2 separate regions of the Homo sapiens genome follow, and region 1 is linked to region 2. A link is a contact called in ENCODE Hi-C or POLR2A ChIA-PET data. All regions are on one chromosome and are shown on one strand. Each heading gives the region's core, a stretch centred on a gene start or an enhancer-like site at or near the end of the contact. The rest is flanking DNA. Distances are from core to core; before and after follow the strand shown.

Region 1 (6,671 bases), core at 331-2,830, 96 kb before region 2:
ATTATGTGAAAAAGTATATCTTTTGCCTAAGAAAGGAGGTCTAAAATAAGAATATATAGTATTTGTATTTGCTTTCATAGAAAAATACTGGATGGATACATAAGAAACTAGTGAAAGTGATTACTGGACCGGGCATGGTGACTCACCCCTATAATCCCAGCACTTTGGGAGGCCAAGGCTGGAGGATCACTTGAGCTAAGGAGTTTGAGATCAGCCTTGGCAACATGGCAAAACCCTGCCTCTACAAAAAAAAAAAAAAATTCGCTGGGCATGGCAGTGTGCGCCTGTGATTCCAGCTACTCGGAGGCTGAGGTGGGAGAATTGCTTGAAGTCAAAGCTGCATTGAGCCATGACTGTACCCACTGCACTCCAGCCTAGATGACAGAGTGAGACTCTGTCTCTAAATAAATAAATATAAAGTGATTACTATGGGAGGGTCAGGGGAGCAGCGGAGGGGGTCAGACTGCTTAGTGTGTATCATGTTCTATTGTTTGAGTCTTGAACTATGATAATGTATTACCTATTCAAATTTTTAAAGTCTAAAGGTACAAAAAGAAATGTTTTCTGAAACAGTAAGTCACCTGACATTGACCAGATAGTTCTAGAAGGCAGGGAATCCTTGCTGAGCCTCTGAATTCCTGTAAATACTCCTTAGATTTATAAGTGCCCCAGCCATATCATTTTCCTGTGAGTGAGTTTTGTTTTTTTCCTTAAAGGTTGCTTTTTAAAAAATACTTTACATACACATCTATTTTCCTCTATTAAATTCCCTAGGAGGGCCGGGCACAGTGGCTCACGCCTGTAATCCCAGCACTTTGGGAGGCTGAGGTGGGCAAATCACAAGGTCAAGAGTTCGAGACCAACCTGGCCAACATGGTGAAACGCCGTCTCTACTAAAAATACAAAAAATTAGCTGGGCATGTTGGTGGGCGCCTGTAATCCCAGCTACTTGGGAGGCTGAGGCAGGAGAATCGCTTGAACCCGGGAGGAGGAGGAGGTTACAGTGAGCCAAGATCATGCCACTGCACTCCAGCCTGGGTGGCAATGTGAGACTCCATCTCAAAAAAAAAAAAAAAAAAAAAAATTCCCTAGGAGACCTGTCCTAAAAGTAGGCTTAATTTGTTTCCAGTTTAAGACATTAACAATAATAATTGCACGTGTTTCCATAGAGCTGACCATGAACCAGACACTGTTCCAAGAATTTTACTTATATTAGCTCATTCAATCCTCACTACAGCTGTTTGGGGTAGGTTTAATATTACCACAATTTTGCCGATGAGGAAACTGAGGCCCAAAGAAGTTGCTCAAGGTCACTTTATCATTAAGTAGCAGAGTCAGGATTCAAACTCCAAACACCTGGCTGGAGGCCATGCTCTGAACCACTTACTCCACGGATCCCTGAGAAAACAACTATGTCCTTCTAACTGGAAACAAACGTAGGCCCTTGAAAAGCGTGTACTATTTTAAAACCACAATATTATGCAATAACAACCCAGGATTACTCAACTGTGGCACTGTTAATACTCGGAGTGGATAATTCTATGTTGTAGCCGACAGTGGTGTGCGTTGCCGGGTGCCTAGCAGCATTCCTGGCCTCTCCCCACAAGTACCGCACCCCCTCTGAGTTGTGGCTACCACAGATGTCTCTAGACATTTCCAAAATGTCCCCTGGGGGATGAAATCACCATAGATTGAGAACTACTGCAATAAGTCCAGCCTCTTAATATGTCTCCTAATTCTTTAATTTTAGAAGACCTGTTTAAAACAAATATATACCATTTTGAAGAAATATTTTTCTAAAGTTTGGTTTCTTATCCTTCTGTTAAGTTGAAGTAAACTTATGTATAACATTTTAATAAAAATCTGAACAGCAGTTATCTCAATGGTGGTAAACAGTGCTTTACAAATTAACTTACTTTCTTCTCTATACTGTGATTTATTTTTCAAAAATTTTTTGCCACGTTCTTGGAATCAGCAGAAAAAAAGTTATATTTTTAAAGTAGAAAAACAATACCAGCTTCTTTCCTGGAATCCAAAGCCTCTGAGACTACTTCCTGGCTGTCAGTATGGAGGTTTCTGGGACATTTCTCCTTTTAGCTAAGCCATGCCTTCTTCCTTCATGCTCCTCAGTTAGTTTACTTAGTGGAACTTAACAAGGATCTACTTATGTAAGAAGTTATTTTAGAAAGACAGCAGGATACTTGCTGAGAGATGCGTGCTGTGTCTGTGATCCTACCATTAGATCGTAACCTGAGCCAGTTGGAAAGTCCCAGCATTCTCGGATGGGTCCTGTCTAAGAGCCACTTTGCAGAACAAAGATCATCTTTCAGGATGAATGGGAGGGTTAGCCCCCACCTGACAAAACTCCAAAGCAGGAGAATGTTGAATTCATTCAACATTCATTTATGAATCTCATGTCCTGTTCCTCCTAGGGATACAGCAGTAAGCACAGCATAAAAGACCATTCTTAAGGAGTTCTTATCCTAGTGCATGGGCCAGACAGTTGAGAATTTGATTACATATGTTCCTAAACAGTTTTCTAATTATTTTGCGGATGTCTTGTCTCTTCAACTAAATTGAAAATCCTCATGGGTGAAAACCATGTCATACTTCTTTATGACATCCCAAATTGTTGGGCACACTGCTAAGCACATTAATAAGACACTCAGTACATACTTAACAGTTGTCAATGAATCCAGCAGAAAGAAACATGTTGCAGACAATGCAAAGAACATGAGAGAGACAGAGACAGACATAGAAAGGGGGTGGGGAAGAGGATACGTAGGAAACTTGTTAACAGTAGCTCGTCTAGAGTTTTAAGAACCTGGAAGAACAATCTGAAAGGAAATTAAGAAAATAATTCCATTTACAATAACCTCTGTTTTGGACTGAATGTCTGCACTCCCCTCAAATTCTTATGTTGAAACCCTAAACCCCGTGTTGCTGCATTTGTTGATGGGGCCTCTAAGGAAGTAACTAAGGTTAAATGGGGTCATAAGGGTGGGGCCCTGATCTGATAGAATTAGTGTCTTCATAATAGGAGACACCAGAGAGCTTGCCCTCTAGGGCACAGGAAGAAGGCAGCCAACTACAAGCCAGGAAGACAGCCCTCATCAGAAACCAACCACTGGCACCCTGATCTCTCACTTCTAGCCTACAGAACTGTGAGAAAATAAATTTGTTGTTTAAGCCATCCAGTCTGTGGTATTTTGTTATGGCAGCCCAAACAGACTAATGATAGTATCCAAAAGATAAAATACCTAGGAATACTTTTAACCAAGGAGGTGAAACATTTGAACACTGAAAACTACTAGACACTGCTGAAGGAAATTAAAGACCTAAATAAGTGGAAAGTCATCCATGTTCATGGATTAGGAGACTTAATATTGTTAAAACAGCAGTACTCCCCAAGGCAAACTACAAATTCAATGCATTCCCTTTCAAAATTCCATAGCCTTTTTGCAGAAATGGAAAACCTGATCCTAAAATTAATATGGAACTGCAAGGGGCCCTAAATAGCCAAAACAATATTAAAAAAGAAAACAATGTTGGAACATTCCCATTTTCTGATTTCAAAACTTACTGCAAAGCTACAGTAATCAAAACAGTAAGTTACTAGTGTAAGTGTAGACATATAGACCAATGGAATACAACTGAGAATTCAGAAATACACTAGAACATCTACAGTCAACTGATTTTTGACAAGGGTGCACAGACCATTCAATGGGGAAAGAAAGTCTCTTCAACAAATGGTACTGGGACCACTGGATAACTAAATGCAAAAGAATGAAGCTGGACCCCTACCTCACTCCATATACAAAAATTAATTCAAAATGGATCAACAATCTAAAAAGAAGAGCTAAAACTATAAAACTCTGAATAAAATATAAGGGTAAGTCTTCATGACCCTGGATATGTCAATGAATTCTTAGATTTGATAACAAATGCATGAGGAATTTTTTTTAAATAGATAAATAGTTCTTCATAAAAATTAAAAACTTTTGGCCAGGCATGGTGGCTCACACCTGTAATCCCAGCACTTTGGGAGGCCGAGGTGGGCAGATTACCTGAGGTCAGGAATTCAAGACTAGCCTGGCCAACATGGTGAAACCCCATCTCTACTAAAAATACAAAAATTAGGCAGGTGTGGTGGCGCATGCTTGTAGTCCCAGCTACTCGGGAGGCTGAGGCAGGAGAATCACTTGAACCCGGGAGGTGGAGGCTGCAGTGAGCTGAGATTGCACCAATACGCTCCAGCCTGAGCAACAGAGTAAAACTCCCATCTAAAAAAAAAAAAAAAAAAAAAAAAAAAAGACGGGGGCACGGTGGCTCACACCTGTAATCCCAGCACTTTGAGAGGCCGAAGTGGACAGATCACGATGTCAAGAGATCGAGACCATCCTGGCCAACATGGCAAAACCTCTTCTCTATTAAAAATACAAAAATTAGCTGGGTGTGGTGGCGTGTGCCTGTAGTCCCAGCTACCTGGGAGGCTGAAGCAGAAGAATTGCTTGAACCTGGGAGGCAGAGGTTGCAGTGCCAAGATCGCACTACTGCACTCCAGCCTGGCAATAGAACGAGACTCGGTCTCAAAAAAGAAATTTAAAACTTTTGTGCCTCGAAGGACATTATCAAGAATGTGAAAAGACAGCTTATAGAACGAGAGAAAATATTTGTAAATCATATATCTGATAAGGGTTTAATATCCAGAGTATACAAAGAACTGTTACAACCCAACAACAAAAAGACAAATTCAGTTTAAAAATAAGCAAAGAATGGCTGGGCGTGGTGGTTCACGCCCATTATACCAGCACTTTGGGAGGCCAAGGCAGGCAGATCACTCGAGTCCAGGAGTTTGAGACCAGCAATTCAAGACCAGCCTGGCCAATATGGCAAAACCCTGTCTCTACTAAAAATACAAAAATTAGCCAGGCGTGATGGCGCACACTTGTAGTCCCAGCTACTTGGGAGGCTGAGGCATGAGAATCACTTTAACCCAAGAGGCAGAGGTTGCGGTGAGCCGAGATCAAACCACTGCACTCCAGCCTGAGTGACAGAATGAGACTCTGCCTCAAAATAAATAAATTAATTAATTAAATAAGCAAAGAACTTGAATAGACATTTCTCCAATGAAGATATGCAAATGGCCTATAATCACAAGAAAAGATGTTCAACATCATTTGTCATTAAGGAAATGCAAACCAAAGCCACTGTTAACCACAAGAAAAGATGTTCAACATCATTTGTCATTAAGGAAATGCAAACCAAAGCCACTGTTAACCACTAGAATGGCTTAAAAAGAGAGAAAAAAAGAAAATAACAGTATCAGTTCCTAGATCCTAGATAAGGGAGCAGAGGCTGGGTTTATTCTTATTTATTTGCCCTCCGAAGAAAACATCGGCTGTCTCTCTTTTCTACAGGAAATGGAGTACTATTTTTCTTCCAGCAACAAACTCGTAGTAAGCAGCCTTCTGGAAGAGTAAACAGAAATGTGAGTGCTTCCTCACTTTTGACAAGCTGCTAGAACAACGTTCCAAAAAGCAGCACAAACTCATGCATCCTGAGAATCAAAGCTCTTTGAATGAGCAAGAAATAGTAAAGACCTTATAGGAAGTAAATAAATAATTAGCAGATGGAAAAAGCATGGAGTAACAACGCAAGTAGTTCTGTTTCTTCACATCTTAACCTAGTCTTTTTTTTTTTTAATTTTCTTTTTAATTCTCAGCAAGGCAAGTTACTTCTATGGAGGGTGCACCCTTACAGATGGAGCAATGGTGAGCGCACACTTGGACAAGGGAGGGGAAGGGGTTCTTATCCGTGACGCACGTGGCCCCTGCTGCTGTGTCGTTCCCCTATTGGCTAGGGCTAGGCCGCACGGGCTAAACTAATTCCGATTGTTCTTAGCCTAGTCTTAAATAAGAGGAAACAAATAAGTGAACAAATGTCATTAAAGCAACTAGTTGATTATTTGGGGAGAAAGTATAGTTAGAACCCACATCCGTGGTCATTGCTGGCCTAAAGAGTGCCTTAAATAGGAATTAAAAAAAAAAAAAAAAGCCTGCTAGCAGCTGCAGCCCCAGCCAAAGCCCAGGGCCTGGCAAGTCAAATGCAGGCTCCATTCCTGCTCCTCATGTGACCCCTTGGTCAGGCACCTGCCTTGTGCACCTCACACCATACACAGAAACTAATCCCAGGTGGGATAAAGATTTTAAAAGAAACTACAAAAATACAAGAAGAAAATATGTATGAATACACAATTCAAAAACTCGTTAGAAAAATAGACATAAAAACAGAAATAGGGAATTTACAAAAAAAGAAATATAAATAGTATATCTATGCAGAAAATAGGTCCAATCTTACAAATAAGAACATGCAGAATATATATCATGAAGATATACCACTTTCAACTATGATATTTGCAGAGACTGTTTTTGCAAATATCATAGTTGAAAATGGTATGTCTTTGTGATATATATTCTGCATGTACTTATTTGCAAAAAATAATTGTTTTTGTTTTTTGGGTTTTTTTTGAGATGGAGTCTCACTCTGTTGCTCAGGCTGGAGTGCAGTGGCACCATGTCAGCTCACTGCAACCTCCACTTCCCAGGTTGAAGCGATTCTCCTGCCTCAGCCTCCTGAGTAGCTGGGATTACAGGTGTGCACCATCATGC
Region 2 (6,129 bases), core at 3,069-5,568:
TAAAGAGATCTAAAAAACAATGCCACTCTTCTCACTAATATTTTTAAAACAGTAGCATTTTTTAAATGAAAACATTAAGTGAACTTATGCTAACCATAACTTAGGTTAGAAATGCTGTTTGTGTTAACTAACTTACGTTAGCATACAGTTAATGTAAATTGTAACATACGTAAAAATGTTATTCATGTTAGTAATGGGCTTATTACTTCTAAATGAATATTTCAGTTCCTAATATAATATTAAAATATAGGCTAAGCGCAGTGGCTCAAGCCTGTAAGCACTTTGGGAGGTTGAGGCGGGAGGACTGTTTGAGTCCAGGAGTTCGAGACCAGCCTGGGCAATATAGTGAGACCCCATCTCTAAACAAAATTTAAAAAGAAAAAATTGAATATTGAAATATATATATATATATCCCTTTTTTTTTAACTGAAGATTCCAAAGAGCTTTTTCAAGTACATAAAGAAATCCTGAGCCCAAAAACTCTGAGCTCTGAGCACTGCCGGTCTAGAGAAGCACTATGCTTCTCTAGCATATCTATGAGGGCTCCGAAGGACAAGGTCCTTTGTATTGTAAGGCCTAAGAGAAACGAGCACTCTCAGTATTTGTTCCCAACTCTGCCAGAAGAAAAGGTAAGAAGTAAAAGGCATTAAAGGAAAAGCTTTTCTCTGTAATTTACTGACTTTTGGTGATTTACCAAAGCACCTGATCACAGGCTAAAATTCAGACACTATGATCAGACAATTCCAAGGTCATAGAAGGAATCTAGTGAGAAAGCTAAATCCAACTCCAAAACATGAGTATCAGATGGATTCTGAAGTTAAGGCTTCATCTAGATACAGATTTTCAGCAAATGACAACTTCCTATTCACACATTCATTTCTGCATTTGGTTATGTATTCTCTCTGTCCCCTTCTTCCTTCCTCTTTGCTCTACCCATCCTTTCAATGCTGGTGTTGCTCTGAGTTCAGACTTCTCACTTTGCCTGGCACACAGTGAGCACTCAACAAGTGGCAGCTGCCATTATTACCTCTCTCCCAGAGCAATCCCTTCCACGTCACGGCTTCAACCACCTCCTATATTCTCAACTCTATCATCACCCAGGCCTCTCTTGTGAGCTCCAGACCTACAGAATGAACTCCTGGGCCTTTCTACCTGGATGTGCTGCTGCATCACCACCCACATGGTCACTGAAATCAGAAACTTACAATCATTCTACACTGCTCCTTGTCCCATTCTTCTACCTCTATTCTGCCACCAGGTTTTGTCAACACTACCATGGTTAACATCTCTCTAAACCCTCTCCATTTCCACTAGAGCAAACATAAAGCCTTCATCATCTCTAGCCTAGGCCACTATAATAGTTTTCTCATTGGCTCCCTGCCTCCAGTCTAAAATTCTTCCTATTCAACCAACATATTGACACTACAGTAATCTTAAATACAAATCTGACATGATTTTCCTGATAATTATCTTTCTGTGGTTTTCCTGGAACATATTCTTTACATGATTTTACTAATGTATCCCTGAAAGAATTTTTAAAACTATGTGTTCCTTACATATAAGGTAACGTCTAGGCCAGACACAGTAGTTCACTCCTGTAATCCCAGCACTTTGGGAAGCTGAGGCAGGAGGATCACTTGGGCCCAGGAATTTGAGACCAGCCTGGGCAACATAGAGAGACCCCCATCACTACTAAAAATTTTAAAAAATTAGCCAGATGGGTGGCGCATGCCTGTAGTCTCAGCTACTCAGGAGGGTGAGACAGGAGGATGGCTTGAACCCAGGAGTTGGAGTTTACAGTGAGCTATGATCACACCATGGCACTCCAGCCTGGATAACCTCCTGGGCTCAATACATCCTCCCACCTCAGCCTACAAATAGCTGGGACTATAAGAGCACGCTACCATGCTTGGCTAATTTTTACATATTTTTTTTTGTAGAGAAGAGGTTTCGCCATGTTGCCCAGGCTGGTCTCGAATTCCTGGGTCTCAAGCGATCAGCCTGCCTCAGGCTCCCAAAGTGTTGGATTTACAGGTGTGAGCCACAACACCCAGTCTTAAAATAGGTATTAACTATCTTACTGAGTAACACACACCTGAACTAAAAGAAATCTCTTTAAAAATTTTACGCAAGTTTTATCCAAATAACTTAAAAATTCCATTGTCCCAAAAGACATTCCCGTTACATTTAACTGTTGTGTTCTTTTCAGAATATCTTAACAAAGAATACAGTTTACACGAATGGGATTGTGTATTGGCAAGCCTTCTGGGTTGGGAGGTAACTTAAATCACTAAAGGAGGTGTTCCTGAAAATAAATATTTCCAAAGTAGTCCTTATTTGTATCTGAGGACATTTTTACACTCAGGCCAATACACCATATTAAAATTTGGGAAGTGTGAGGGATTTGCCACACACAGCCTCCTACCCTTTTTTTGTAAGGGAAGTTTTAGAAAAAGAGTTCATTGGGGCCGGGCGCGGTGGCTCACACCTGTAATCCCAACATTTTGGGAGGCCGAGGCGGGTGAATCACGAGGTCAGGAGTTTGAGACCAGCCTGGCCAAGATGGTGAAACCCCGTCTCTACTAAAAAATACAAAAAATTAACCGAGCGTGGCAGCATGCGCCTCTAATCCCAGCTACTCCGGAGAATGAGGTAGGAGAATCGCTTGAACCCAGGAGGTGGAAGTTGCAGTGAGCCAAGATCGTGCCATTGCACTCCAGCCTGGGTGACGGAGCAAGACTCTGTCTCAAAAAAAAAAAAAAAAGTTCACTGGGAAGCTGAGGATCTGGAAATGTATTCATGTTAAGCTAGACGTGCAAGTGTATCCCTTGGAAGTCTACAACCCTGATTACTCCAGCTTGAAAACCACTGCTCCAGGGATATAGTTCTAACTCAGCAAAACATCCAAGGCCCTTTGTGATCTAACCCCTATTAACTTCACTCTTTCTATTTGTTACTGGATGGCTCCCTCCAAATCTAGCCCAGGTCTGTCAAACTGTTTCCAGTTCTCTTTTCAGGACTTGCTGTCCCTTTCCTAAAGCCACTGTGTATCTGGAATGTCCTCCCACCTCTCTATTCGCAGAAAACACTTGATAATTTTTCAAGGATTGATTCAGTCCAATATAAGTAGCTGCTAACTTTCTGAGCACAAAGTGGGTGGTTTAAATGCAAACAGTGTCTCAGTATTCAGTGCAAGAAACAGAAGGATGGGATGGAACACTGTCCCAAAGGGTCCCCCAAATGCTAAATCAACAGGTGCTGCAGTTAAAGAATAGGTGATTTGTAGTATCTGAGAAAGCAAAGAAGATTTCATCAAGGAAGGATTAAAATATTTCCGAGATCCAGAATGGGAATGTGAAGACCAGGAGGAATGGCAATAATGTCGTTTTCTAAGTAAGTCCGGATTAAGTATTTCCTGTTCTATCACAGCACACACCACAGTATGGCAAATGCTCGTTTACTTGATTAATAATCTCCTAGACTGTAAATTCCGTGAAAACATGCTTGTCCTATTAGCCACTCTATCCCCTCAATCCCTCCCATTGTACCCAGGCTCATTAAATATTTGTCAATGTTTACTAAAAATTGTTTAGTGAATGATTAAATAAAGGAATTGATGAATGAAGAATTAAATTCCACAGGATCTCAGATCCTGTTTGAATCTGTGGAGTTTAGGAACGTATTCTTCTACAGATACTGAGGATGGAGAAGTGAAAAAGCAGATATCCATGTTAAATTCGGCCCTGGAGCCTGCGAGGAGCTTGGGCTCACACCCAGAGGGAATTTAAACCTCAGCGCGGCAGGACAGAGGAAGCTCGGAGGCCATAACTAGGGGATGAGGCAGTGTTCGGGCACCCGGAGGCGAGGCCGACTAAGTTCGCGGGGCGTGGCGGAGAGGAGAAGGGCTCCGAGGAGGCGCGAAGTCCCGGCCGGGTAGGAGGCCGCGGCTCCCTGGCCTCCCGGGGGATGAGAGGTGGCGGGAGGAAGCGGGGCTAGGGTGAGAGTGGCCGGAGGGCTGGGGACCCGCGCGAAAGGACTCAGGTAGAGGGAGGTCGGGAGCGTGGGACCGGCGGAGTGTCTGGGGTCGGCTCCCCTGGCTCCGCAGCCGCACTCACCTAGGGGATCCAGCTTCGCCCCGGCTCGGCACCGGCTCCACGCTACTTCCTCCCTCGGCCTGCTGGGCTACCCGGCAGCCTCAGGCGCCCCTAGCAACCACGCACCGCCACGCGTGACAAGCGCACTCGGCCGCCAGCGCCGCTGCCGCCTGCCACACACCGCGCGCGCCCCCAGCGGACAGACCGAGAGTCTGGAAGAAGAGGGCGGGAGGCAAGCGCGGGGAATCTCGGGGGTTCTGGGGCCTGTAGGGGCGGGTCGTCACCTGACTCGCGCACGCGCAGTCCCTTCAGTGCGGTGGGATCCGGCGAGCGGAATTCTGGGAGATGTAGTCCCGTGGTTAAAGCTCTGAAAGGCTCCATTCGGAGCATCCAGGACTCTCTCTTTCTACTCTAATTCCACCTACTCCCTATGGACTGTTTTCTTTTTTAGAGACAGAATCTCGCTCTGTCGCCCAGGCTGGAGTGCAGCGACGTGATCATAGCTCACTGCGAACTTGAACTCCTGCTCAAGCGATCCGCCCGCCCCCAGCCTTCCGAGTAGCTGGGACTACAGGCACGCCACCATGCTGGGCTATTTTTAAATTTTTTTTCTCAGGACAGGGTCTCACTATGTTACCCAGACTGGTCTTAAACTCTTGGCCTCAAGTGATCCTCCTGCATCAGCCTCCTGGTCGCTGGGATTACAACGGGAGCCCCCACGCCTGGCCTGGACTCTTTGGCCTTGCCTCAATTGAAAATCAAAGGGCCCAGGCTCAGTTGAAGGATTTCTAGAAAAAGCCTTTGAGTTTGACCGCAGGAAAGGGGAGATTGCCCGATTCACTCTGCCTCCCTCTAACCCATCCTTCCCTAACCCCAACCCACCCAGCGGGGCAAAATTAAAACCACCTGCCTGCTTTATGGGCTTCAAGTGTGAACGTTAGGAAATACTGACTCAATTCCTTATCTCGTTAGCTCCCCAGGCAAGCCAGATCGCGCTCCTGCCTCAGATGTCCGTAGACCTGAGAGATTTGGAGATCTAAGAAAGCTGGAAGATGAAAGGATCTTTCCTAGGCAATTGGCTACAGAAATAAAGGGGACAAAGATAAAACTAATCTGATGAAAACAGTCTGGACCAGAGGAAGGATCTCAATAAATAACTTATTTAGTCAACAGTCGTTGATGGATGCTAAAAGTATTAGATAATTTATGGGAGAATTTTACACTGAAGGATGTACACTGAAGATAACCTACATGTACTAATCAATCTTAGATCACGAAACATGGGACAGCTGAGCATTGTTTCTTGATGTGATGCAATTGAACAGAAATATTTATGAAGTATAGCGTATTTTTGTAAAAAAAAAAGTTGAGTGACTCTAATCAAGTTTTGGCTGTAATTTCCAGTTAACAAGAAATAAAGAGAAACAACTGTATAACACTACAAGAAAGCAATCAAACAAATCCAGAATGTGAGCCAATGTACAGAATAAATGACCTCTTCTTCCTTCAACAATTTTAGGGTATAAAAATGAGGAGAGATGTTTTAGATTATAAGAGATTTAAGAAATATATTCAAATGTTGGCCAGGTACAGTGGCTCACACTTGTAATCCCAACACTCTGAGGATCACTTGAGGTCAGGAGTTCAAGACCAGCCTGGGCAACATGGTGAAACCCCGTCTCCAACAAAAAATACAAAAATTAGCCAGGCATGGTGGTGCACACCTGTAGCCCCCAGCTACTCAGGAGGCTGAGACAGGAGAATCGCTTGAACCCAGGAGACAGAAGTTGCAGTGAGCCAAGATTGTGCCACTGCATTCCACCCTGGGCAACAGAGCAAGACTCCCTCTTGAGAAAAAAAAAAGAAATATATTCAAATGCAATGAGTGCAGCTTGTTTGGATCCTGATTCAAACAAACTGTAAAATGACATTTTTGAGACTGAGAAATAAAAATTTTAAGTACCACCCCAACCAACTTAATGGACCCCATCGTGGCTAAGGGGACACTAGAGCAACCTTAAAAACTGAGTTCCCG

Evidence for each region. Hi-C counts contacts between places; a loop is a spot of excess contacts on that map. ChIA-PET counts read pairs that join two places held with the same protein, here RNA polymerase II (POLR2A). Pooled maps may share reads with other maps.
Region 1: a loop to region 2 is called in a map of ascending aorta, with 11 times the contacts of the local background. The contact joins the enhancer-like site here to the promoter of TTLL4 in region 2. A Hi-C loop is called at or near these places in 5 of 168 maps with a recorded cell type or tissue (aorta, ascending aorta, chondrocyte and 2 more), 3 of 37 single-sample maps with no recorded cell type and 16 of 50 pooled maps. POLR2A ChIA-PET finds 5 or more read pairs at or near these places in 3 of 52 experiments (HEK293, HEK293T and Panc1).

Annotation. Positions count from the first base shown.
Region 1 is chr2:218,801,365-218,808,035 of GRCh38, reverse strand. All of the region lies in intron 1 of CYP27A1 (cytochrome P450 family 27 subfamily A member 1), which reads right to left. Among named protein-coding and RNA genes, the nearest start is that of MIR9500, 18 kb to the left of the region's middle. Within about 2 kb of position 1,580, at least 27 of the 41 ENCODE cell types and tissues checked have a DNase peak (open chromatin) inside an H3K27ac peak, as active enhancers do; they include ascending aorta, heart left ventricle and sigmoid colon, where a contact is called at or near this core.
Region 2 is chr2:218,709,024-218,715,152 of GRCh38, reverse strand. TTLL4 (tubulin tyrosine ligase like 4) reads right to left here and starts at 4,318. Exons shown (of 20, transcript NM_014640.5): 1 at 4,116-4,318. LOC124907983 (a long non-coding RNA gene) reads left to right here and starts at 3,669. Exons shown (of 2, transcript XR_007088089.1): 1 at 3,669-3,933; 2 at 5,067-5,551. RefSeq lists silencers at 3,927-3,976, 3,987-4,036 and an enhancer at 4,417-4,516.